Linked DNA regions of Homo sapiens: regions 1 and 3 are each linked to region 2. A link is a loop called in an ENCODE intact Hi-C map of the cell type or tissue named here. Cell type or tissue: CD4-positive, alpha-beta T cell. All regions are shown on one strand.

What was found. Peaks named below come from ENCODE experiments on the same cell type or tissue, not always from the same donor. Only the 100,000 strongest peaks of a DNase experiment are listed, where the experiment ranks them.
Region 1: a loop joins it to region 2, with 10 times the contacts of the local background. A loop is called at or near these places in 40 of 110 quality-filtered maps.
Region 3: a loop joins it to region 2, with 9 times the contacts of the local background. A loop is called at or near these places in 110 of 110 quality-filtered maps.

What each region holds. Positions count from the first base shown.
Region 1 is chr12:2,580,149-2,588,148 of GRCh38, forward strand. It overlaps CACNA1C (calcium voltage-gated channel subunit alpha1 C), which reads left to right. Exons shown (of 47, transcript NM_000719.7): 14 at 1,442-1,649; 15 at 2,674-2,794; 16 at 4,355-4,469; 17 at 5,228-5,348; 18 at 5,687-5,756. Among named protein-coding and RNA genes, the nearest start is that of CACNA1C-AS2, 88 kb to the right of the region's middle. In CD4-positive, alpha-beta T cell, CTCF peaks have their summits at 3,032 (motif pointing left) and 3,240; a DNase peak (open chromatin) is centred at 3,053; H3K27me3 peaks cover 2,443 bases.
Region 2 is chr12:1,787,477-1,795,476 of GRCh38, forward strand. ADIPOR2 (adiponectin receptor 2) reads left to right here. Exons shown (of 8, transcript NM_024551.3): 8 at 1-1,198. It overlaps CACNA2D4 (calcium voltage-gated channel auxiliary subunit alpha2delta 4), which reads right to left. Exons shown (of 38, transcript NM_172364.5): 37 at 7,823-7,905; 38 at 4,487-6,283. The coding sequence ends at 6,179. Among named protein-coding and RNA genes, the nearest start is that of LRTM2, 29 kb to the right of the region's middle. In CD4-positive, alpha-beta T cell, CTCF peaks have their summits at 3,809 (motif pointing left) and 4,008; DNase peaks (open chromatin) are centred at 3,825 and 4,315; H3K27ac peaks cover 607 bases.
Region 3 is chr12:1,649,556-1,657,555 of GRCh38, forward strand. No RefSeq gene overlaps it. Among named protein-coding and RNA genes, the nearest start is that of MIR3649, 6.8 kb to the right of the region's middle. In CD4-positive, alpha-beta T cell, CTCF peaks have their summits at 3,421 and 3,663; a DNase peak (open chromatin) is centred at 3,466.

The DNA of each region.
Region 1 (8,000 bases), 790 kb after region 2:
GGTGAGACAAGACTGTATAGAACAGATACAAATAGATGTATATTAATATTCTGCAACAGAGGGGGTATGGCTGGCAGGCAAAATAGAAGTAAGGAAAAGCTGGATTTGTGGAGGCCAAAGGTGCCCTCGAGGCTGCAGGTTGGTAAAGAGTTCATGTTGCCATCCAAACTATGACCCCTCTGCTTCTGTCCCTTGGTGTGGAACCATTCTCTGCAGAGATGAGCCCAGGCTGTGGCTGCAATGGGAGTGGCTTGCATGTCACTCACTGAAGCAGCAAAAGCAATCCACTGTCTGGATTGGTGATGAGCTGGGAATCTCTCAAGGGAGTGACCTAGGAGGCAGGTGGGCCAGAGGGGGCCAGAGGGAAATGAGATTGTTCTGTTCTTGCTCTTGCTCCCTCAGGGCCATGTCCTTTTGCCATGGTGCACTTCCTGGTCCTGAGCTGACCCTCACACAGGTGCCCACCCTGCATCCAGCAGTCATTAGTAGGTTCCCCCTCCCACTTTGTCATGAGAAAGGGATTTTCCCAGGATCGCTGTATTTATAGTGGAGAGAGGCCCCAGGACTGTAAGGAGTGGGGACCTCCTCCCCAGGAATCCCACTGAAAGCCCATGTCCCCTCAGGACCGAGCTCCTGCCCACTCAGAGGACTCGTGCTTTGAGCTGCCCCAGTGGGTGTGACAGGTTTGCTATAATCTAGGATTTCCCAGACTCACCTGCTGATCAGAATCCTGTAGGATGCTTGTTAGAAACAAAGATATCTGGGCCCCAAACTACAGCTAATGAATCACAATCTCAAGAGGAAAGGCCCTTAAAGAAACAATTCTTAGGACAGCGTAAACTTGGGAAACCACCAAGCCATGAACTCTCTCTTACCCGTGGGTGACCTAATTCCTGCCTCTGCTAGAAGGCTGCTGCCTATAGGCTGAGCTCAGACTGGCATTCATGGTGGGGGAAAAAAAGCTTTCTTTCTGTTTAGAGACCAACAGTGACAACAATGATTACCAACCTTTATCAACTATGTGCCAGGCACTCTACAGGGGGCTCTTTGGGGAAAGGTGGATCATGTCACGCAATCCTGCCATAGCCTAATGAAGCAAGGGCTACAACAATCTCCATTTTTTTGATGGGGATGCAGAAGGCAGGGAAGTGAAATGTCTTGCCCAGAGGCACATGCAGCAGGTAGCCGGCAGAGCTAGGTCGCGGGCTTCTGACCACTGTCCCCCTCTCTTCCCCAACAGATTAATCATCTTGAGACCTTGAATTAACTCCCTCCAGGGTGGCAACTCACACCACCACCAACACGCATCCCCCACGGGCAGGGAAAAAGAGCATAGAGTGGCAGCTCCTCTGAGAACCTGCAGTGGGCAGTTGTGAGAATGAGGCACGATGGGGAGGACAGCAAGGGGCAGAGTGCTGACCTCCCTCCTGTTGGCTCTCAGGTACTGGAACTCCTTGAGCAACCTGGTGGCATCCTTGCTGAACTCTGTGCGCTCCATCGCCTCCCTGCTCCTTCTCCTCTTCCTCTTCATCATCATCTTCTCCCTCCTGGGGATGCAGCTCTTTGGAGGAAAGTTCAACTTTGATGAGATGCAGACCCGGAGGAGCACATTCGATAACTTCCCCCAGTCCCTCCTCACTGTGTTTCAGGTATGGACTCTTCTCTGCTGGGATTCGGACTCGGGGTGGTTGAGTGGCGGGGTGGTGGGAGGAGTGTGGGAAGCTGCACCCTTTTACCGGGCAGCCACAGCCATCCTAGATCAGCCCTGGAGAGCCCATGCCCGGGAGAGTCTTGAGTTTTTTCTGTAGTTTCCCTGTCCCCATCTGCCATGGAATTCCACTAGTGGGTGGACCATTAGGGGAAACAATATAAGTGGTTTAAAAATGCCTTCTCAGGAGAATCTCTTGAACCCAGGAGGCAGAGGTTGCAGTGAGCCAAGATTGCACCACTGCACACTCTAGCCTAGGTGACGGAGCAAGACTCCGTCTCAAATAAAAAAAAAAAAAATCGTTCTTATCCATGGAATCCTTTACTTAAATTCTCCATGAAAGCCCAAAACATAAAGAAAAGCAGACTGCTCTTACTGGGGGAGGGGAGGGTGACGAAACCCTGGCTTTCCTACCATGCTTGTCTCTTGAAAAAAATATTACTAGCCCATCAAATTTGTGATTTCATAGATATTTTGGCTTAGGGCAAACTCAAAGTGGCATCTATTTAAGTTTAAAAGCAGATCGATTGAGAGGTAAAAATGAATCACATGTAGATGTTGTCAAAGTCTTGAAGATGATGCCCCAGTGACGAATGTTTGGGGAAAGCTGGTGTAGCCTGTGGCTGTCTCAGCAAACACACAACTGCAAAAGGGTCCTGACGCCTTACCCCCAGGAATGGCTGACGGTCAGCTCAAGCATGTGTGGGGAAAGTCAGAGATCTTTGGGCCAAAAAGCCCTTTTAGTCACCCTTCAAATAATATTATGCCAATAGCCAGGCATTTTGTCTAAGGACAGTTCAATAGCTCAGAGCCCCTGGGGAGGAGAATTGGGGGCCAGGAGGAGGGAAAGAAGTGAAAGGGAAATTTTGGACAATTTTGTTGACGTAGTGGGGCAGGGCAGGGTGGTTTTGGGTTTGCTGTTGGTCTAACGCTGTGTCCCTTATTGGTGGGAATGTGTCATTCAGATCCTGACCGGGGAGGACTGGAATTCGGTGATGTATGATGGGATCATGGCTTATGGCGGCCCCTCTTTTCCAGGGATGTTAGTCTGTATTTACTTCATCATCCTCTTCATCTGTGGAAACTGTATCCTTTGCTGCTGCCCCCCACCCCTGCGGCCCCCAGCCCCCAGCCTGCAGCACAGTGCCAAACGGGCACGCCCCTCAGGTCCGGGCGGTCCTGCTCGGGCTCACACCACCCAGCCTAGAACCCCATGGCGGCGGAGGTGGGTCTGGGTGGAAACCTGCAGCTTTGGCATGGGTGAGGTTCACCTTCCTGAACCCTCCGGGCCCGCAGCGGCGCCGCGCTCCGGGCGGGCTGTCGCCGTAATCTGGGTGAGCGGCGCCCCCTGGCGTTGCGGCGTGTGCGGCCACTCACACCGCCTGCGATAGGGACGCGCGGGAGCGGGCCGGCTGCCCTGGGGCCGCGGCGTCTGCTCAGAGGCGGGACGCTCCGGGAGGGAGGATGAGCCGTTGTCCTTCAAGTGACCTTCAGCTCTCCTCCTGCTTTTTGGTCAGCAGCCCTCTCTCTGATGCTGCTCTCCAGGACTTTAGTCACGGGCAGAGCTGCACAGACTTCAAACAGCCCCAAAAGCTCCTTCCTGATCCCGGCTGGGGCAGGTTTCCAGGGCACAAGCCACGGGTGCTGCTTCTCTTCCCCAGCTCATAACCCCGAGAGAGTCACGTCCAGAGCCAGGGGTAACATAGGAACAGCTCTGGGCCAAGTCCCAGCTAAGGCAGTGCAGAAAACACAGTCATGGAAGCCTGCAGACAAGGTTTCCTCTTTTCCCAGCTGGATGACCTCTTGCAGATTGAAGGTCCTCTACCTCAGTGTCTGTAAAATGTGGCAATGGAATCATAGAACCTACTACATAAAGGGTCGTTGGGAGTTTTCATGGGATCATGCATGCAAGGCCTCTGCCACATTCAGAAGCCACCCTGGACAAAGCCCCTCTTCCCCAGCCTGGGTTGCTGCGGCTTCCCTGTGTGTGAAATGATATGAATGTCTGGGTGCCTGGGGCCGGGGGTCAGACTTCACAGACTTAAAGCCCCCTTCCAGCTATGCTTTCGTTGATTCTGCAGTTCTCTGACCCACAGTGTTTCTGTTGGTGGAGTGGGGAGGAGAAAGGGCAAAGAACTGTCTCCACTGGGAACTCCCAAGCCTTGGCTGGCTCCAGATGGACCCTCCAAGGGTCTTCGTGGGTGCAGGCTCACATTAAGAGTTGGCAGAGATACCAAGCCACCCCCTCAGCGCCCAGTTATAATAAACCGCTCTTAAGAGCGTTCTGCATCCTGCTAGAGACAATGCTGTTTATAATGTCAATTACAGCCAGTCATCTCAGCAGGGAAAGCAATCATGAAACCCAGCAATTAAAGTGCAAGGCAGGGCTTGCTGCCTCCCTCCCGCCTGCTCCAGTGTGCAGGCTAGCCTGTTCTCATCCCTCTTGATAGCTCCAGGTAGCTAGGAGGGTGATGGGGAGGAAGGGGAGGGGAGGAACACTGTTGGGGTCTGACTCCCTCAAATTGCTTCCCCCTCAAGCTCTCTCTGCTGAGGAGCTCTACCCTGCACGCCCCACATCCCCCGTGCCCCTGTGCCCACCAAAACCCCAAACCAAGGGTCATTTTCTTTAAGAATGGACACAAACAGATATCCTACTGAATGTGTTCTTGGCCATTGCTGTGGACAACCTGGCTGATGCTGAGAGCCTCACATCTGCCCAAAAGGAGGAGGAAGAGGAGAAGGAGAGAAAGAAGCTGGCCAGGTAACCCTCTAAGCTTGCCCAGGCCTGGGGCTCCAGGGCTCCCATTGTGGAATGTCTTCCCACTGGTGGCAGAGAGAGGCTTGACTGCTAGCCTCTGTTGGCTCTCCCTCCTAGGAGGACTCTGGGTTTGGGGCTTCCTAAGTTGGGCCTCTCTCCTAATTCCTAAGCATCACTCTGGTAGGGACCATCATGAATTATAATAATCTCTGCAATGGTGTCATATTCTCCACCTGCTGGGATTATCTTTTGAGAAGCTGTGATAGGTGGCAGGAGTGTAGGGTGGGGAGAGAGAAAGGTAACCACTCAGTTGGGAAACGCAGCTCCAGCTTACAGAGGGAGTCCTCCTCACTACTTTATAATTCATCTCCAGTGTTAGGAAGGCAAGACGGGGCCCTATGTTGTATCCTATCATTATCTAGACGGGACAGTTCCAGGCCACACAGCTGCCGGGCACTGAGCAGAGCTCCTCCAGGAGCCAATCCTAGATGAGATCCACCATCCTTTTCTGCTTTGGCGACCCAGGCATCTCTGGAGCTGCAAGAGGCCAATTGCGTGTCAGGCAGAGCAGGTGTAGCTCAGCCCCATAGCACTTGTGACTGAGCTGCACACGAGAAGCGTCCTGGAGAAAGGAAGATGGACTCAGACCCAGGGGATCTGTCCCCTCTGGCCCCAACAGGCCACAGGGCGGTTCCCTCCTACACTGTTCCCTATCACTCCAGTAAACAGCCATTTATTTTTTTCTGCTGCTGACTGGCCAGGACTGCCAGCCCAGAGAAGAAACAAGAGTTGGTGGAGAAGCCGGCAGTGGGGGAATCCAAGGAGGAGAAGATTGAGCTGAAATCCATCACGGCTGACGGAGAGTCTCCACCCGCCACCAAGGTGAGGAGCTGTCTCCTTCCTGGAGCTGTGAGGCCGGTGCTGGGGAGGGAGGGCCACAGCCTTCCCAGGCCAGAACCCTGTGGAGAAGAGGAGAGAAAGAAAGACACCCAGTGGAAAGAAAGCCAGTGGGGATGAACAGGAGAGCTGGGAGGGGGAAGATAAGGCAGATTGGCTGGATCCCAGCCATCTGCTGATGTCTTGAAGGAGATATGCAAAGTGACAAGTACCTATTTTTGAGCTAAGTCACTGACTAAAATGCAACTTCAAGGCTACTGCAAGCCTCTTAACTTGGGGACGTATCTAACTATTCTTCCCCCTTCTCCCCTGTGACTGTCTAGATCAACATGGATGACCTCCAGCCCAATGAAAATGAGGATAAGAGCCCCTACCCCAACCCAGAAACTACAGGTACCAGTCCCACTGCCTAACCTGGGATTGGGAGATTGGGGGCAGAGATCTAAATTCTAAAGCCACGTGGGAGTGGCCATATATTAGGGACCATGGTTCCAGTGTCCCTCTGTAAGTACCTTCCACTGCTGAGTGTCTTCTATCTCTATATTTAAGCATCATCAGTCAGCATCTGGGAGGCAGGTTTGTTTCTGGTTTCCTCATAATGAGATCACATTTGAGCAGTGCTTTTGTGTCCTTTCCAAGTTGGATTCAGTGTACATTTAAATTTTTGTTACATTACATGTTGTAAAATCATCATTAATTTATATAATGTATTAGTATGGCATATGTTGCAACATTATGCTCACTTAATATTAATAGTCAATCCCAAGTCTGCCTTGCCCCTACTCAGGAGGCAGTGCCGAGTGCAGGGACAGCTGCCACCACAGATGTCCCACTTGTTGCTTTAGGCAATGATTTCAGGTCTCATTATAAAAGGCGCGCTTACTGACTCCATCTTTTTATGCTTCTATCTGATACCTAAATTGGCAGGCAGTCTGCTTCTCAAGAGCTTTAATGTCAGAGATCAGAGGTCCTCCCTCCAGGCTTCACTTCCCTGCTCCCTGAAATCCCATACCCTGTGCAAGGCCTGGGCTTGCCTTCCTCTGACCTAGGATTGCAGATATTATCGCCAGTTTCAAGCTTGAAGTCAATAACATGCTATCAAGGGACTGTTGATTTTACTGACATTTCCTTGTTCCTGTAGGTTAGGCTATATTTGGGTTGTTCACCAAGTTAGGTGGCTGAGAACCTCCTACATTTATGAGCAAAGCTCGGTTTCCCTTTTTGCTTTCCCTCCGCTGGTTCTCTGCTTAGAACACTCACAGGCATCCTTGGGAACCAGACTCCCTGTGGTCACACCATCCTCACTCCCCTCCTCCTGCAAGGGAATAGGATGTGGTTTCCTGGAGCTTGGATAGAAAGAACAGGAAGGGCGTTTTCATATGCCCGGCATTAAGGCTTTGAAGTTCTTAAAACCCCTTCTAGGGTGAAACCGTTAGGGAATTTCAACGACGTACTAGAATTATTGAACAAATGCAATGGGAGGATCTTGCCTTGATCCTGAAGCAACAAATACACTTTAAAATGACGTTTTAGAGGGAAATGGGGGAAATTGAATATGGACTGGGAACTAAATGATTGAAAGTAGTTTTGTTAATCTTGTTGGTATAATATTTTGTAGTTCTGTTTTTAAACTGCTGCAGTGTTTATGGCCAGAGTCTAAATGTTTACGAGTTGCTTTGCTTTTAAAATATTCCAACAAAAAAAAAATGGGGACAGAGAAGATAAATGGAACAAGATTAGCAAAATGTCCAAAGTTGTTGAAGCTGGTTATATATATGAGGTTTAGTATGTGAGACTGTACTCTTGTGTAAATCTTTAAGGTTTAAAATGAAAGACAGTAATAAAACAAATTCCTTAGAGCCCTGAGAAGAGCCCTCCCATGGGGCCAGCCTCCAGGATGGGCCTCCCTGCACACACAACAGGGCAGATCTAGCATGAGGGTCTTTTCACACAGGCACCCAGCTGCAGCCAGGCCTGTACGGCAGATACACCTCTTGCATCTTCAACAAAAATCTCAAATTCTATTAATCTATACTCTTGGCTTTTCTTTTCTTTGTTGCTCTAATGAAATCAAAGAGAAGAATGTTAATTTTAAAAAAAAAGGGCTAATGAGGATTTTGTCACCAGGTCGGCCATCCTAGAAATGCCTCTCACGTAGCTACCCAGTGGCTCTGAGGACTGGGGGATGCTTACGCTTTCCAGCTGAAAAGCTCTTCCCACCCTCTGCTGAGGCCTCAGGATTCTTGAGATTTTTGAGTGTACGGCCCGCTCCCCGTCATTTCTGTTGGTTACATGTGTCTCTTTACTTTCGTGTTGAGACCTCTGGTCCATACCCTGAGGCTGCCCTGACTGCCCCACCACGTACACCAGCCACCACTCCGGCCTCTGAAGCCAGCCCCAAGCATGCCCATTTGTGCACTATCCCTGGTTTCCAGGTCCTCATCCAGGAGGTCCAAAGGGCAGCATGCTCTTAAAGCTGGTGGCCCCACACATCACTCTGCCCCCAAAGGCTAAGTTAGCTTGTGCTTCCCAGCTCTTCCTGCCTTCCCATTTCCTCCCTTCCCTGCCTCCACAGTCAGCTCCTGGATCCTTTAGTGCCAGGTGCAGCAGAAGTTCCCAGAGACTCCTCCGAAGATC
Region 2 (8,000 bases):
TGCCAGGGAGTGAGGTACAAGACGATGGCTCATGTCACAGGCCTACCTGATACGGTGTCAGAGAAAGTGGTGGGGAAAGGATCTGGTTCATGGAATTCTGATCTTGGCCCATAGGTGAACCACCAAAATAGTGCTCGAGTCTTAGGTTACTGTCATCAAAGACTTGGGATGACTCCATTATATCCTGGGGTTGTGGGTATTAGAACTAAATATGGAGGTCCTGAGCATGGGGACTGGCGTCCTCAGTAGGTGTTTGGGAATATGGGAAGGGTCTCCTATTTATTCAATAGAGTTTTCTCAGTTATTTTCCTCCCTTGCCCTTGCAATCTCCAGCAAAAGGTGGGATCTAGGAAGAAAGAATCCAGTGTAGAAGTTGAGAAGAACTTGAACGTTTTGGTTCTGGATAAGGTCACTGTCCTAGGTGCTAGGTGGACCGAGCAAAAGACTCAGTGGATGAACTGGTGCAGTGCCTGACAGAATAAAGAACAGTATTAATCCCTTTGAGAAAGCATAGTCCAGCAGGACAGTGGCCATTTGGACAGAAGCCCACTTAGTTTCTTGGGAGCAACAGCACGTATCAGAAGCCAGACTTGCTCTTCGGTCATGCACTTTGGGATACAGCGTATAGGTGCAGCCCTGTCACAACACCAACAGAAGTAGCAGCCTCTGGGTGCAGTCACCCACACCCCAAAGCTGGAAGGATCTGGTTCAACATAGCACAAACCCTTAGGAAAAATGAAATTAACATCACTGATGTGTAATCCAGTAAAATCTCCCTTTTTCGGGTGTGTATGTGGGCATGTGCCCATTTCTATGTGTGTGTCTACGTGCAGCTCACTACCAACAGCCTCATGTGCACTTGACCTGACAGTGCTCGCTGAGAACTCTCACCAGGTTGGCGCCTGAATGCCTTACTCTCAGCAGTCAGAGGCTTGCTTGCTCTGTGCAGATTTTTAATTTTCTTTTTTGGCCCTAGGCTGGTTGGGACCTCTACAGCTTCATTCTTTCACCATTAAATAGTGGCCTTTTTCAGTATTTTCCCTCTTCCCCTTTATAAATTATGCTAAAGCCACAAAGCACATTTTTGGGGATCATAGAAGGTTGGGGTTCCAGAAAGGCATCTGTGTGATGGTTCCATTGATGTGGGATTTCCCTACTTGCTGTATTCTCAGTTTCTAATAAAAAGAACCAAATGAAATATGACCTGTCGTGTGTTTTTTTATTGCCGTTCAGCTTACCTCCCCTTGGCTTTTGGCACTTCTCTGAAGCTCTAATTTAGACACTGTGATTTAAGAAATTTTTGGAAACTTCCCCTTCGGGATGCAGAAATCAAAGTGCTTATGCCCAACTCCTGTTTCCTAACTCAAGCTTTCCTCGTAAGTTGCACCAGGTTTAGAATGGAGGGGAGAGCAGCTCTAAGGGGCAGTTCTTATTTATTATTGAAGTTTATAAAAATAGTCTCTAATGCCAAGGGCAATAGGCTCTACCATAAAGCCTGGGTGTGTAGTAGGCTGTACCATCTAGGTTTGTGTAAGTGCATTCTATGATGTTTGCGTGACAACGAAATCAACTAATTATGAAATCACTTAATGATACATTTCTCAGAATGTATCTCTTTTGTTAAGTGAAACATTACAAAATTTATTTTTTTGGGCACGGTGGCTCACTCCTGTAATCCCAGCACTTTGGGAGGCCAAGGCGGGCGGATCACGAGGCCATCTCCTACAGGCAGTGCACATTGACTAAGTTCATTCCTTGCTTTTGCTGTTGTTTGCTATTATAAATAGGATTTTGTCTTCAATTATATCTTCTAAAAGTTCTTTTGATTGGTGAAAGCTACTGATTGCTGAATATTGGTTTTTTACCCCGACCATTTGCTGTTTTCTCCTCCTAATCATAATTTTTTCTTAGTTGGTTTCCAGTAATAAAGTCATGTTGTCTGAGAAAAAAAAAAATAGTCTCTAATGTAACACTTGATGCCAAGGGATGTGTTAGAGAACTGTCGATGTCATATGATCATAATCACAACCCTCTGAGCCATTCAGGAGTATTTTCACTCTCATTTTATAGATGGGGAAACTGAAGCTTAGGAAGTTTAAGAATGACTCTAGTGCCAGCACTGTATTGGAGAAAAGAGTGAAGAGAAAATTTAAGAAAACCTTTCTGTATTTGTTATTCTGATTAAACAGTGTCATATACATTGACTTAAAGGTTTTGGGGTTCATTAACCTAGTCCCTTCTATATAAGAAGAGGATCTGGTTCGAGTTGGTGTTTGAAATAAAAAAAAAAAAAACGGAATTCCAACCCTTTTGCCTTAGGTAAATTTAGTTTTTGGAAGGGCATTTCCAGTATCAGGATAATATGTTCATTCTGAATTCTCATTTTTAAGTATAGATTTAACTTTAGAGTGTCCCATACCTTACCTGGGCATAGACATTGGATCATTCCCTGCTTTTGACAAACAGTATTAGCTGAAGCCTACTAATAACCCACTTGTCTTTTCCTCGTCTCTTCCCAAAAGGCATCTGAGCCGGGCATGGTGGCTGACGCCTGTAATGCCAGCACTTTGGAAGGCCGAGGTGGGCGGATCACAAGGTCAGGAGTTCGAGACCACCTTGGCCAAAATGGTGAAACCCCGTCTCTACTATAAATACAAAAAATTAGCTGGGTGTGGTGGAGGCACCTGTAATCCAGCTACTTGGGAGGCTGAGGCAGGAGACTCGCTTGAACCTGGGAGGTGGAGGTTGCAGTGAGCTGAGACCATACCACTGCACTCCAGCCTGGGTGACAGAGCGAGACTCCATCTCCCAAAAAAAAAAAAAGTGTCTGTATGGTTCCTGATACCCAGGTGATGTTATGTGGTTGTAGAGGAAGTAGATAAGGACAAGTTTGGATTCTGACTGTACAGCGTGCTAGGCTCTGGGTGCCTAGAGAACCCTCTGGGCAATGTTACTTTAAAATCATCCCAGAAACAACATCTTCTTGAATATTTGGCTTCAATTGTAGTGTTTCATTTTGTCTTCCCCTCAGAGGGCATGAACCATTTGCTAGCCAGCACTGCTCCCTACCCACCACCAACACCCTATCTAATGTACAAATCTTTTCTGCCTTCAGCTGTTTGACTTGGTGAAACAAGGGCAGCCTGTCTCACTCATGTAGAGGCTGCTTATGATGGCATGGGGCAGGAAGGAAGCGTCACGTGCGATGGCCTCTTGTCACCGCCATCCTACTGTCCCACCGTCCCTACCCTGCTACACTACCTGGAAATGAAAAGGGTAGCTTCAGATCTCAGTTGTGCCATTTGCCATGTAGCATGGGCAAGTGGCCGTTTGCTTGTCTAGCCTCGGTGTTCTGTTAAAATGAGGCCAACGATACATCCTCTAGAGCCCACGCTGAGATGCTGTGGTTTCTATAGATAATTTCCTCAAACTTCCCATAGTGATTGGCTGGGTTTTCTGCCAAACCCTCGCTCCAATTCCGTCCTTTTGTGGACTTCATTTACTTTTCTGGCCTTATGATATGCCCACTTTCTTGCCTCCCCGCCGCCCCCGAACCACAACTTCACTGAGCTTAATGAAGTGGTTGAAGCATTTTCCCTGAAAGCTCTTCTATTAAAATACACAACATTATTATGTGGATTTAGTAGTTCACATATCCTTGGTACTGAGGAAGGAAGATCTGACAGCATCCTTAAGTTCCTGGTCCTCCAAAGGTGGTGTACAACATAAGATTTCAAAATTCTGCATTCTAATTTATCAAATGACTTAGGTTCCAAGTTCATGCGTCCGAGAGCAGGTGATGGGCTTTAGAGTGAGCCAGGCTGCCACCTGCTGTCCTTTAGTGGTTCTGCTAAAAGTAGAAGAGGAATCGTTCTGACCTTCAAAGGCAAAGCTTATGAGAATATTTTGTTCTCCAAGGTAGAGAAGGTTAGTTTATCAGAAATGGTTTTTCCTTCCAATGGTCTTGAAAGGGATTCCCCTCGGCCATGCAGAGATATGGGGCCCAGAGGAAGCAGACAAAACCAGGCCAGAAGCTGCTCCAGCTTCCTAAGCTTGGCTTTTTAAGAGTTGATAAATTTGCCTGAAAGTGCTCTACCTGTTTGGGTGGGGATGATAACCCTTCCAAAAGATAACACTGGGTTATGGTCCTACAGAGACTGCTGTTTGGTGTCTGTGAGTTGGTAGTTGGGGTCAAATGCAGTTGGAGGTCAGAATGTGCCTTAATGCCAAAGAATGAACGGCAGGTGGGCGGCCACGGCCTTGGCAGGAAGTGGCAGGGCGAGAGTTAGTGCTCACCCTGCTGTGTGCCGCACAGGTGGTGCCTCGTGACACATGGTTGGGACACTCAGTGATGGCAGCCCAGGGGCTAGAAAGGGCTCCTTGCTGCTTTCTTAACCCTGCTGGGCCTGTTGAACACCTTATTGTTCCTGGCATCTAAATTGTAATTTCTTTGTCCCCACCTCCATGAAACAAGGTAATGTAATGATCGCAGTTAGCATGTATTTATTTAGCGTTTAGTATATGCCAGGCAGTTTCAAGCATGTTACGTGAATACATCACATTCAATCTTCATACACTCTTCCGGTAATTTGGAGGCAATTTTCAACTCTGCTGCAGTTTCTATAACATGGGACTAATGATAGTACCCACTTTCAGGGGGCTGTTGTGAGGATGGAATGAGCTGAAACATGTTATTTGGTACATGTAAACCTTAGCTGTTCTAGCATTATTCTGCCACTTAAGCTGTCTTCGAGCTGCAGTGTCTTCTGCTGTAAGGGGGCATTAATACTGCCCTCACAGGGTTGTTGCAAGACATGACGGTAAGAGTGACATTCTGTAACCGATAATGTAAGTGTGTTTTACAGAGTTGGCATTTGGCCTACTCTAGAGGCAAGTTAGGGCTATTTGCTGGTAGGAAACTTGAACAGCTTTGAACTTGAACTTTGAAGTGTGGAGGCTGAGGGTGATGGAGGAGCGGGGGGAAGCGCCCCAAAAGCCCTGCATGCTGTCCATACCCATCACTGGGGTTTGTTAAATGGAAAGATTTGAGGCCGGCCTCTCCCACATTTCTCCATGGCTTTGCCCTTAATGTTGCTCTCACTGTGGAGACTGTTGTCTCCTGGGATCCAGGTCTTGGGGTTTGGTCGGGGGAGGAAGCTGCGGGGCCTTGGGACCCTGGGGGAGATGTGTGTGCGCTGGGGGTGAGTTCCCAGATAGAGCTTCCCTCCCAGTGGACCCTGCTTAGCAAGTTGGAATGTTCCCACAAGTTCCAACCCTAAGGATTTCACTCCAGGGACAGAGTCAAGTAGATTCTTTTGTAAATCATTGGCCAGAAAAGAGCACAACCACTGCTCTTTTTCACTATTTTACAGCTATTTTTGCCGTCCCCTGAATGTACATCAATTTCCATGCAGCAATTGGATGTCTCAGCCTATTGGCTTTTCATAGATGCAAACTTTCCTTTAGGGCTTTGTAAAGAAGTTTTGGGAAGTTCTTCAATAGCAGCAGTTTGGGGACATCACGTGTAGCCCTGTCGATATTTCCTGAATGGATTTCATTCCTTTCTCAGTCTTGACCATTCCCTTACCCAACCCCCACCCCAACACAGTCAAAACCTTTTCGAGCAGCAGCTAGGAAGGTGAGTGGCCTCCCACCATGAGCCTCACTTTGGGGAATCTATGCTTTAGTTGGGGCATATTCTTGCCTTAGCCTCATCTCTGCATTTGGCCTCATTCTGCTGCTGCTTCTCAGTACCCAGAAGTCCTTGGGTTCTACCAGAGACCACTCCGACAGAAAGGGTCAGAAACAACTGACCCTTTCTTGGCTGGGTCTGGACTCTGGAGTACAGGAAGAACTAAATTATTTTGTCTTGGTCCAAGCTGAGCTCACGCTGGCTTCCCGAAGAGGAGACAGGAAGGTTAGGTCAGAAGTATGCTCATGTTGAGACCTAGGGCAGATGGTACCGGGCACCATGAAGCATCTTGAAAGTGGTGCCAGGTGATTGGTTTCCTGTTCCATCCAGCATTCTCCGGAGCCAGGGGCCACCAGCCCAGGATTGAGAGGAGCGTTGGCCTGGGGGCGACCCAACTGCAGTTAGCTGCATCCCATGTCAGTGCTGACTTTTTGGGATGGCTCTGGAAGGATCACCTTGCCAAAACACAGGTCAGGCTGGGTGGTGTCACCGCAGGAGTTGGGGCAGTAGCCCCCAGGCACACACAGGCAGCAGGAGTAGGGGCGGCGAGGCTGAGGTGTCCGAGGCGCCGCCGCAGTCCTGGGCATTCTCCTGCGAACGCAGAGCAGAGGTGACAGCGCGGCGCTCAGAGGAGGACCCTCAAAAAGGGAGGGGCTTCCACCACTAATTTGGGCCAAAATCCTGGGGAAAGGGGAGTTTTGGAAAGCCGGGGAAGCACTGCTACCTCTCTTAGGCCCCTACCTTTTGGGGGAAAAGCAAAGGCTGGCCCCTCAGCCTGGGAGGGGGGCACCGGCCTTCTCTGCTTGCCCTCAGGCTTGGAGTGGCTGCGAGGTCATCCTCTCAGAATGTCCTCAACTCTGGGAGCATCTCTGATGGGGGTTTCTGGTCCCAGCAGACCAGACTGTATGAAGCACCCGGCTCAGGGCCTGACACCTGGGTCTGGGTTCTGGATCCGTACCAGCCACTATGACTATTATCCACGTGACGGCCCCCTCACATTGCTCGATCATTCGGAACTAAGTGTAGCGGGAATGAGGACAAGATGGGAAAACTGCATTCTAATTCACCTAGGGCCCAAGCCCTAGGAAGCGTGGCTCTTCGTTAAAGCACCTTGGGATCCTGGTTGACTTCGTATTTTAATGACACAGGGGCTCTGCTGTGCTTTCACACCAGCACTTCAACAAATGTGAAGGGTTTTTCCCACCCCACTCTCTGGACACCAACTGGGTGTCTGTCCTGAAACTCAATTCAAGTCTGACACTATTGAGAGTTAGCATTAGAGCTCGCAAGTTACAGGGCTCGGTCCCACAAGGTGGCCGTCACTTCAGATGCCAATCGCAAGCCCCAGGTCTCCTGTCCTTCTGACAGACTGGCTGTAAATCTAGGGTTCCCATGAGCCTGTCTCAGGCTCCGTGAGTTGTTAGCGTGGCTCACTCAACTCAGGAAGGTGCTTCCCTCACCATGACCCGTTTATTATAAAGGACGCAGGTCAGGCGGCTGAGTGGAAGAGACACGTAGGCCAAGGCACGGGGTACGCAGAGCTCCCACACCCTTTCACCAATTCGGACACTCTCCAAACACAGTGGCTCGGGGATTTTATGGAGGCCTCATTATGATCATTGATTAAATCTTTGGCCACTGGTGATCAACTCAGTCTCCAGCCCCCTTCCTTTCCCAGAAGCCAGGGGCTTGGAGCCAAAAGTCCCAACCCTCTAATCCTAACTTGGTGTTTCCTGTGGCCAGCTCTCATCCTGTCTAGGGCCCCCAGCCACCAGTCATCTAATTAGCATACAAAGATACCTCTATCATTCCAAGGGTCTTAGAGGCACCTGTGAAGGAACCAGGGACTAAGACCAAACACTATAACAAAAGATGCACCTATCACCCTAATCAGGAAATAACAAGCGTTTTAGGAGCTTGCCAGGAATCAGGACAAAGACTAAATAAAGATCTGTTTCTTATTATATCACAGTGTCACAGGGCATAAACGCGAATGTTTCCCCCGAGAAGCACAGGCACAGGTGTGTTCATTGGCATCCCTATATGCTCCTGTCTGCAGGGGCACAGACCCAGGCACAGAGGGTTTGGGGATGAAAATCCAGCCCACCCTCGATCCGCCTCAACCCGCACCTCTGGATGGAAGGCGTGGCAGGAGTCTGGTCGCCGGCGGAGCTTCTGGGAGCGCATCCGGTCACATTTGACAGAGGCATTATGTGCAGAAGCCACTGTTAAGGTCAATATCTCAGGACCGGAGCCCATTCTGCAGACTGGAAAAAGGTCTGGAAGAACCTGCTCTGGTGCCACCAGT
Region 3 (8,000 bases), 140 kb before region 2:
ATTTGTCTTTGCCTTATCTTCAAAAATTAAGAGAAAGGTATGCCTGACTGCCTCCATTTAATAAGAAGACAGATGGACAGCTAGAGGATGGGAGGATAGGAAGGCAGTCACAGGTATGGTTGAGGTTAGGGCAGGCTTCCATTCATCCAAGCATCATGGACAAATTCTCCAGAACTTGGATTCAAAGTCCTTACTTGGAGAGCCCATTTTGTTCTCTTCCACTCTCCATCCTTTGAGGTGAGAAACAAAACTTGCTCTTTGTATTGAAACCTCAAATTGGCTATTGCCTTGGAAATTCTGCCCTGCTTCCTCTCTTTAATCATTAGTATCGTATTTAAGCTCCGTCATCCCCTGCAGTTTTAGGAACTAGCAAGATGTCCTCCATGAGATAGAGATCTTACAGATGCAGTAGCTTATCAGACAAGCCTATTCCTTGGCAGAGAGCCACACCACCCCGAGAGTGTGGAAAATAGTGTTTCCATCTGAAACACTCTGCTCCATTGCCAGACACCACTGACACTGGGCAGGTGGATTTTGGGAGAACCTCTGTGTGTGTGTGTGTGTGTGTGTGTGTGTGTGTGTGTGTGTCTCTCTATGTGTGTGTCTGGAAATGAGTATTTTTCATTAATTTGGGGGTGGAGGTGGAGAGGCACCAGAGGCATGGAGTATGTAAAAAATTAAAAACAACTCAACACTTCTGGCTGAGACGTTGCAGAGCCTGGGTTGTCTATCTTTATTGGAAATGTTTGTCCTCTGCCTGGCTGGTGATGACAGGCTTCATATCTCTAGAAGGAATGTTGGGGAGCTGAGAAGGGCTGTGAGCCATGGTTGCTAAGTGTTACTGTTAGTTCTTTATTATGTAAGAATCTCTGCATTGTGTTTATACTAAAACAGTAAGTAAAGGGTGGGTGCTTTAATTCTGGTTTTACATAAGAAGTATGGGAGCTTGCCCATTTTTCTCTGAAGTAAGAAGATTTGGGCCCAGCAGTGAGGATCAGACGTCAGGCAGTGTGGAAGACTGAAGCCATCCACAGTTAATTTTCTAGCTTGTTGCAGAGTTTGGGCATTCCTCACGTAGATTCTCCAGTCCTTGCTTCCTCCCTCTTGCTGCAGGCCTTTTGGTCTTCATGCTGCTCATTTGCAGCCCTACCAGAAGCAGCAGTAGAAGACAGAGCTGAATCAGTTAATTTAGGCCTTCTAAGTCGTTGTGATAAACAACTGGGTGGGAGGAGGGATGGTTCCAATGAGATTTTAAGAATTACAGATGTATGTGTATTATCTGCTGCTCCACAGGAGAACTGAAAATAGACTGAAAGCTGCTCACAGCCAAAGCCAGAAGGAAACTGCAGTATTGACAGAGAGAGAGAAAGAGAGAGAAAGAAACAGACTCAAATCACTCGGGGCAAGAGAGGGTTTGCTGGTGTGGAAACCGGGTGGTGGGGAGGCTTTCAGCAGAATATCAGGAGGGGACTTCAGCAGGGACCCAAGGAAAGACGTGAAAGAACAGACACTATAGAAAAGGTGAACCCTTTTGATCCAATCTCACTGTAAAGCCAAAAGGAGTGAGTACTGTTTGAAGTGACCCTGGCCTCATTCCATATTGGTGCTCTGCCTGTTGGGTCAGCCAGCTCTTCGGCTGGTCCCTGATTTGGAAGTTACGTCTTTCGTATATTTATTTCCAGAGACTTCTTAGCAGCAGTTACGTTTCATAAGGGAAGTTTTGATACCTCTTTTGTTCCCTGCTATGTCTGCCATCACCCACAACAGTGCCTAGCACAAAGAAAGCACTCAATAGATATTTGCTGAGTGAATGAATGAATGATGTTTCTTCATGAACAGACAAGGAAACTGAGGCATAATGTGATTAACTGCGTGGTCCATCATATCATTTGTTCTATCAAAATTGCAAGTAATAGAAACCAATTTGAGTCAGATTATGAAGAAGGAGTATGACATGAGGGTCCCAAGAGTCTCAAAGACGCCAGGGTCTTCAGGAGCTGACCTGGACACCTCTGGATCCCTCTCCCTTCCTCCTCTCTCCTCTGAGGTCTCTCTCTCTCTCTCTCTCTCTCTCTCTCTCTCTCTCACAGTTCCAGCCCCAGGAAGGGACTCTGAATCTCTCCTGGTCCTTGTCCCAGATTCCCAGGAGGGGCTTCTGGTCAGGGCTCTGTCCACCATTGCATGACTTTGCAGCAGTTCAAGTCAATGAGTGGAGGGGCTGAAGAACTCATCAAGGTGAGAGGAACTGCTCACGTTCTCATAAATTTCTCGGCGGATGGTTAGATCCAGAGAACACATAATCCAGTTGGTGTGAATGAGACCCCTAAGTATTTACTCTGGAAATTCTCATGATAGCTTTACTGAGGAGTCTTTTATCTGTGAAAATGCATAATTATGGAACAAGTCCTGAGGATTGTCTAAAATAAGGAAAAACCTGAGCCCACTAGTGTGAAGAGGAAGGCTTCTGTTCTCTGAATAACCCAGGATAGGACACACACCCATTCATCTACCTTGCAGGGTTCAGGCAGCCAAGTTGCTAAGAAGCAGAGAATAGACTAGAGTCAGTGACAGCCCCTGGCTGGTATTCTGCCCTGCAGGTGCATTCATTTTTCAATACTGAGCTGTATTTGAAGGCCAGTCATCCCTGTGGATGATTTAAAGGTATCTTCCCTCTGACAGGACCACTCTACAGTATCAATTGCTTCCTTCATACATTTTCCTCATTCTTCAAGGTCTGAGCATGCCAAAAAGTAAGACCTGAGAGGGGTAAGGGTTGCCAGGATGTTTCTGCAAATCTTCCACGGCTCTTGGGGGCACCCAGCAGGCATTTGAAAACTGACTTACAGCCGGGTGTGGTGGCTCACGCCTGTAACCCCAGCACTTTGGGAGGCCAAGGCAGGCGGATCACCTGAGGTCAGGAGTTCGAGACCAGCCTGGCCAACATGGTGAAACCCCGTCTCTACTAAAAAATACAAAAATTAGCCGGGCGTGGTGGTGGGTGCCTGTAATCCCAGCTACTTGGGAGGTTGAGGCAAGGAGAATCGCTTGAACCCGGGAGGCGGAGGTGGCAGTGAGCTGAGATGGCACCATTGCACCTCCAGCAGCCTGGGCAAATACAGCGAAACTCTGTCTCAAAAAGAAGAAAGAAAGAAAGAAAGAAAACTGACTTACGCCCTGTGGCTGGCCTTCTTTTGTCCTTTTTGTTTTGACAGCAAAAGCCATATAGACCTTGAATGCTATGACAGGCAGGACACGTCTGTGAAATAGGAAATAATTACACTCACGCTTTTTAGGTGCTATGTTTCCTTCCTCATTTTATTTTCTAACATGCAAGTAAACTTTTTAATGGACCTAACGTCTCATCTGACAGATATCACGGCCTTAGGTCGGAGCAAATGATCAGCCTGGAACCCACTCCAGACTGGTCTGCAGTTCTGCATGTGACCACACAGTGTCGCTATCTTCTCAGTTCTAGCCGAATAGCTCTGGCCCGCACCTTGGTTCAAAAAAACATTTTTTTTTTTTTTTTTTTGGCTGGGCGCGGTGGCTCACACCTGTAATCCCAGCACTTTGGGAGGCCGAAGCGGGGGGGGGGGGGGATCACTTGAGGTCAGGAGTTCGAGACCAGCCTGGCCAACAAGGTGAAACCCTATCTCTATTAAAAATACAAAAAAATTAGGCAGGTGTGGTAGCCTGCACCCCCGTAATCCCAGCTACTGAGTAGGCTGAGGCAGGAGAATCGCTTGAACTGGGAGGGAGAGGTTGTGGTAAGTGGAGACCATGCCACTGCACTCCAGCCTGGGCGACAGAGCAAGGCTCTGTCTCAAAAAAAAATTGTAAATTTAAAAAAAAGTTGGGTGGTGTGTCCTTGCGGATTGATGGCAGAAAACAGAATCTGGAGAGCAGCAAAGCTGAGTTCTAGATTTTTCATTTGGATAAATGTGGGAAGAATTAGGTCAGTCTTATTTTACTTAGTTTTAAAAGAATGAGTGAGGAGGGCAATGCAGTTAGGAAAGAAAACATGAAAGGAATGCCTTGTCCTGCTCGGCTGGACCCTCAAGACACCCACAGTACTTTTCATGCTTGAAGATTATGATGAAGGAGGTGAGTAATAATTATAGCTACCATTTATTGAGTACTACTGTGTACCAGCTGCTTTACATACATTACATGTAATCCTCTCAGGGCCTCTGCAGTGTAGCCAATATTATCCACGTGTTTCAGATGGGAAAGCTAACACTCAGAGTGGTGAAGCGGCATCCCTCACCTCACACAGCTAGTAATTCATGCTGACTCCAGACCTCTTTCAGGTGGATTTCTGGGTAAGGAATCTGGTCAGCTGAAATAACAGGTGCCCATTTCCTTCTAAGTCTCAGGGAGTGTACAATAATCTTCCTCGTCTTGCCACCATGAATGTTGAATGAGAAGAGTGACTAGAGAGATTTCATTTGGTAGGGGCATATGGCAGGGGGAACTTGGGGATCCCAAATCTAAAGTAAACAGGCAAGGTGCGGTGGCTCATGCCTGCAATCCCAAGATTTTGGGGGTGCTGAGGCAGGGGGATCACTTGAGACCAGGAGTTTGAACCAGCCTGAGCAACACAGTGAGACCCTGTTTCCACAAAAAAAAAAAAAAAAAAAAAAAAAAGGCTGAATGCAGTGGCTTATGCCTGTAATCCCAGCCCTTTGGGAGGCTGAAGTAGACGGATTGCATGAGTCTAGGAGTTCGAGACCAGCCTGGGCAACATAGTGAGACCCTGTCTCTATTAAAAAAACACAAAAAATTAGCTGGGCATGGTGGTGCCTGCCTGTAGTCCCAGCTACTCAGGAGGCAAAAGTGGGAGGATCACCTGAGCACAAGAGTTCGAGGCTGCAGTGAGCCATGATCACGCCACTGCATTCCTTCCAGCCTGGGTAACAGTGAGACCCTGTATAAAAAAAAAACCAGGCATGGTGGCACATACCTGTAGTCCCAGCTACTGGCCGGGGGTGAGGTGGGAGGATTGCTTGAGCCTAGGAGTTCAAGGCTATAGTGAACCATCATCGTGCCACTGCACTCCAGCCTGGGGTTACAGTGAGACCCTGTCTCAAAAAAAAAAAAAAAAAAAAAAGGAAACAGATAATGCATACAGGGCTAAACAGCATAGAAAATGCTACAAAAGTTGAAGATAGTATATTGATGTACATATTGAAGCAAAGAGAAAACTGGGGCCTTGGACGATGGAACTAGATGAGTAAGTCACATTCGGTAGGGAATTTAGAGCTGGTGCCTGGGGGCTTCATTTTACAAGACAGCCATGGGTATTCTCTACCACATGCTTCCCTCGAATTTACTCAGAGGGAAGCCCTCTCTCCACTGGCTTTCCCAGGCGTTAGGAGTCAATGGTTTTGAATAAGAGTGAAGATTAAAATTCAGCAGAGCTCCAAGCATGTCTGATCTTGAGCGGACAGGACCATGGACTAAGCTTCTGAACTCCCTTTTCCAATCTGCTCTTCCGGCCTCTTGATCTCTGTGCCAGGACTCAACTCCATCACAAATGCATAATTCCTATCACAAGGAGACAACCGTAAATATATTTGAATTAAGTGACATGTTTTCAGCTTCTCAAAGGCCCCATCCCTAAACTCAGTGTGGCCCTGGCCCTGTGACATGCTGGCGATGCAGTCCCACCAGGCACAGCACTGAAACTGCATGTCGTGCTGGAACAGGGGACTCTACCAGAGGCTCTGCTGGGACAGAAGGTAGGAAGCAGAAGCAGGTATTGGGATTCCATAGGAGAATGCAGTGCTCGCTTCCTGGTGTACCCACCGAGGAGGCAAGGGAAGGAGCAGTGACTCCTGTCTTTCTGTGACTCAGCTCCCGCCTGGGGCTTCTGGGTTCAGAGCAGGGGAGTGGAGGGATGTGGGTCTTAGATGAGAGAGGTGGAATGAGCAGCTCTTGGGACTCCTCATGGCCCCACAGTCTCTACCTGCTCAGAGAAAAATGAGCCCAGGTGATGGGAGGAGGTGTTCATATGTTATGGGAGAGGGAGGGTGACTGGGTGTGGCGCAGAGCTTGGGCTGCACCTGGCTACCTCGGTCTGAGGAGTCTCAAGTGCTACCTAATGTGTGGCAGTGGGGACAGAGGTGGGTTTTTTCCCCTTTTGTGGTGCTGGTAAGGAGGGAGCTCATGCATTCTAGGCACTGGTTCCATCCCTTCATCTGGCTAAATCAAATCATCTGGGGAGATTTAAAAATTCAGAGTCTGCCAGCCACCGTGACTCACGCCTAGAATTCTAGCACTTTGGGAGGCTGAGGCAGGAGAATCATTTGAGTTCAGGGGTTTGAGGCCAGCCTGGGCAACATAGTAAGACCTTGTCTCTATTGAAAAAACATCAGATTCCTAGGGCCCAGGCCTTGAGATTCTGATTGAGTCAATTTGGGGTGGGGTCTGGGATTGACTCTGTGTTTTAAAAAGATGCCTTGGGTGATTCTGCTTAGCAGCTATAATAGGGGATTGTTGATATGTGATTACATTTGACTACACCAAGCCTTCCATGCAGTGGCATGGCCATTTGCAGACAGAGCTGGGTTTAGAGGAAATGTAGCCAGGGCCTCAGGCTGTTAGAGGTCTAAGGATGGGGATTCAGAGTAAAGCATCAGTATCTACCCACTCAACATTGGACCTGGAGTGAGTGTGGTGGCACACACTTGTAGTCCTAGCTACTCTGGTGGCTGAGGTGAGAGAGAGGATTGCTTTGGGGTTGTGGTGTGATACGATCGTGCCTGTGAATAACTACTGCATTCTGCACTCCAGCCTGGACAATATAGTGAGACTCCATTTCTTTTTCTTTTGAGACAGAGTCTCTCTCCATTGGCAGTGGTGCGATCTTGGCTCACTGCAACATCTGCCTTCTTGGTTCAAGCAATTCTCCTGCCTCAGCCTCCCGAGTAGCTGGGATTACAGACACGCGCCACCACACCCAGCTAATTTTTTTGTGTTTTTAGTAGAGATGGGGTTTCACCATATTGGCCAGGCTGCTCGCAAACTGCTGACCTCGTGATCAGCCCACCTTGGCCTCCCAAAGTGCTGGGATTGCAGGCGTGAGCCACCGCGCCTGGCCCGAGACTCTATTTCTTAAAAAAAAAAAAAAAAAAAAAAAAAGATTGGACCTGGGAAAAGGAAGGAATGGAGGAATGGTAAACTATCCTGGATTAGCATCTTGCAAAAGACTAAAATCAGAGTCCATCCTTAAATCCTCCCACATGATAAAATGTGTGAACTTAATTTCCCGGATCTGTTTCTAACCTCCGGTGTGGTCAGTTGGACCAGCATTAGACAGTCAGATGAGGAAGGGAATGTTCTGTGAGGCAAACCCAAGCCCTAAGCTTGGTCTGCATCTGTGACCTGGTTCTGCAACTTTGGAGAGATGCACAAGAGGCTACGTGCATCCAAACAGCCTCGCAATCAGACCGCACGAGATCATGCAGCTCACAAATCTGGACAGACCTGAAAGATCGTATCTCGAACGAAGCCACTGAATGTCGCTGGCTCCCATGCAGGCCCGAGCAGGGAACAGCCGGCAACCACACAGTTGCACACAGGCTGCTGGCTGTGCCCTAGGACCGGCCCGGAATCCAGCTGGGGCTTCTCCTTCTCTCTTGAGAAAGTCCCCAGGGGCTGTCTTCAGCAGTCCTGAACTTGGGAACCTGGGCTGCATGCTGAATTAAGAACTCACAGTGAAAACTCTGCTAATCTGTAAAGTCAATTTGACTCTTTGATGGGCAGAGAAATTTGGCTTGCTTTATTTATTTCTTTATTTTCAGACAGAGTCTCACTGTCACCCAGGCTGGAGTGCAGTAGCTCAATCATAGCTCACTGGAGATTTGACCTCTTGGGCTCAAGAGATCCTCCCATCTCAGCCTCCTCAATAGCTAGGACTACAGGTGCACGCCAGCATGCCCAGATAATTTTGTTCATTTTTTTGTAGAGACAGGGTCTCACTCTATTGCCCAGGCTGG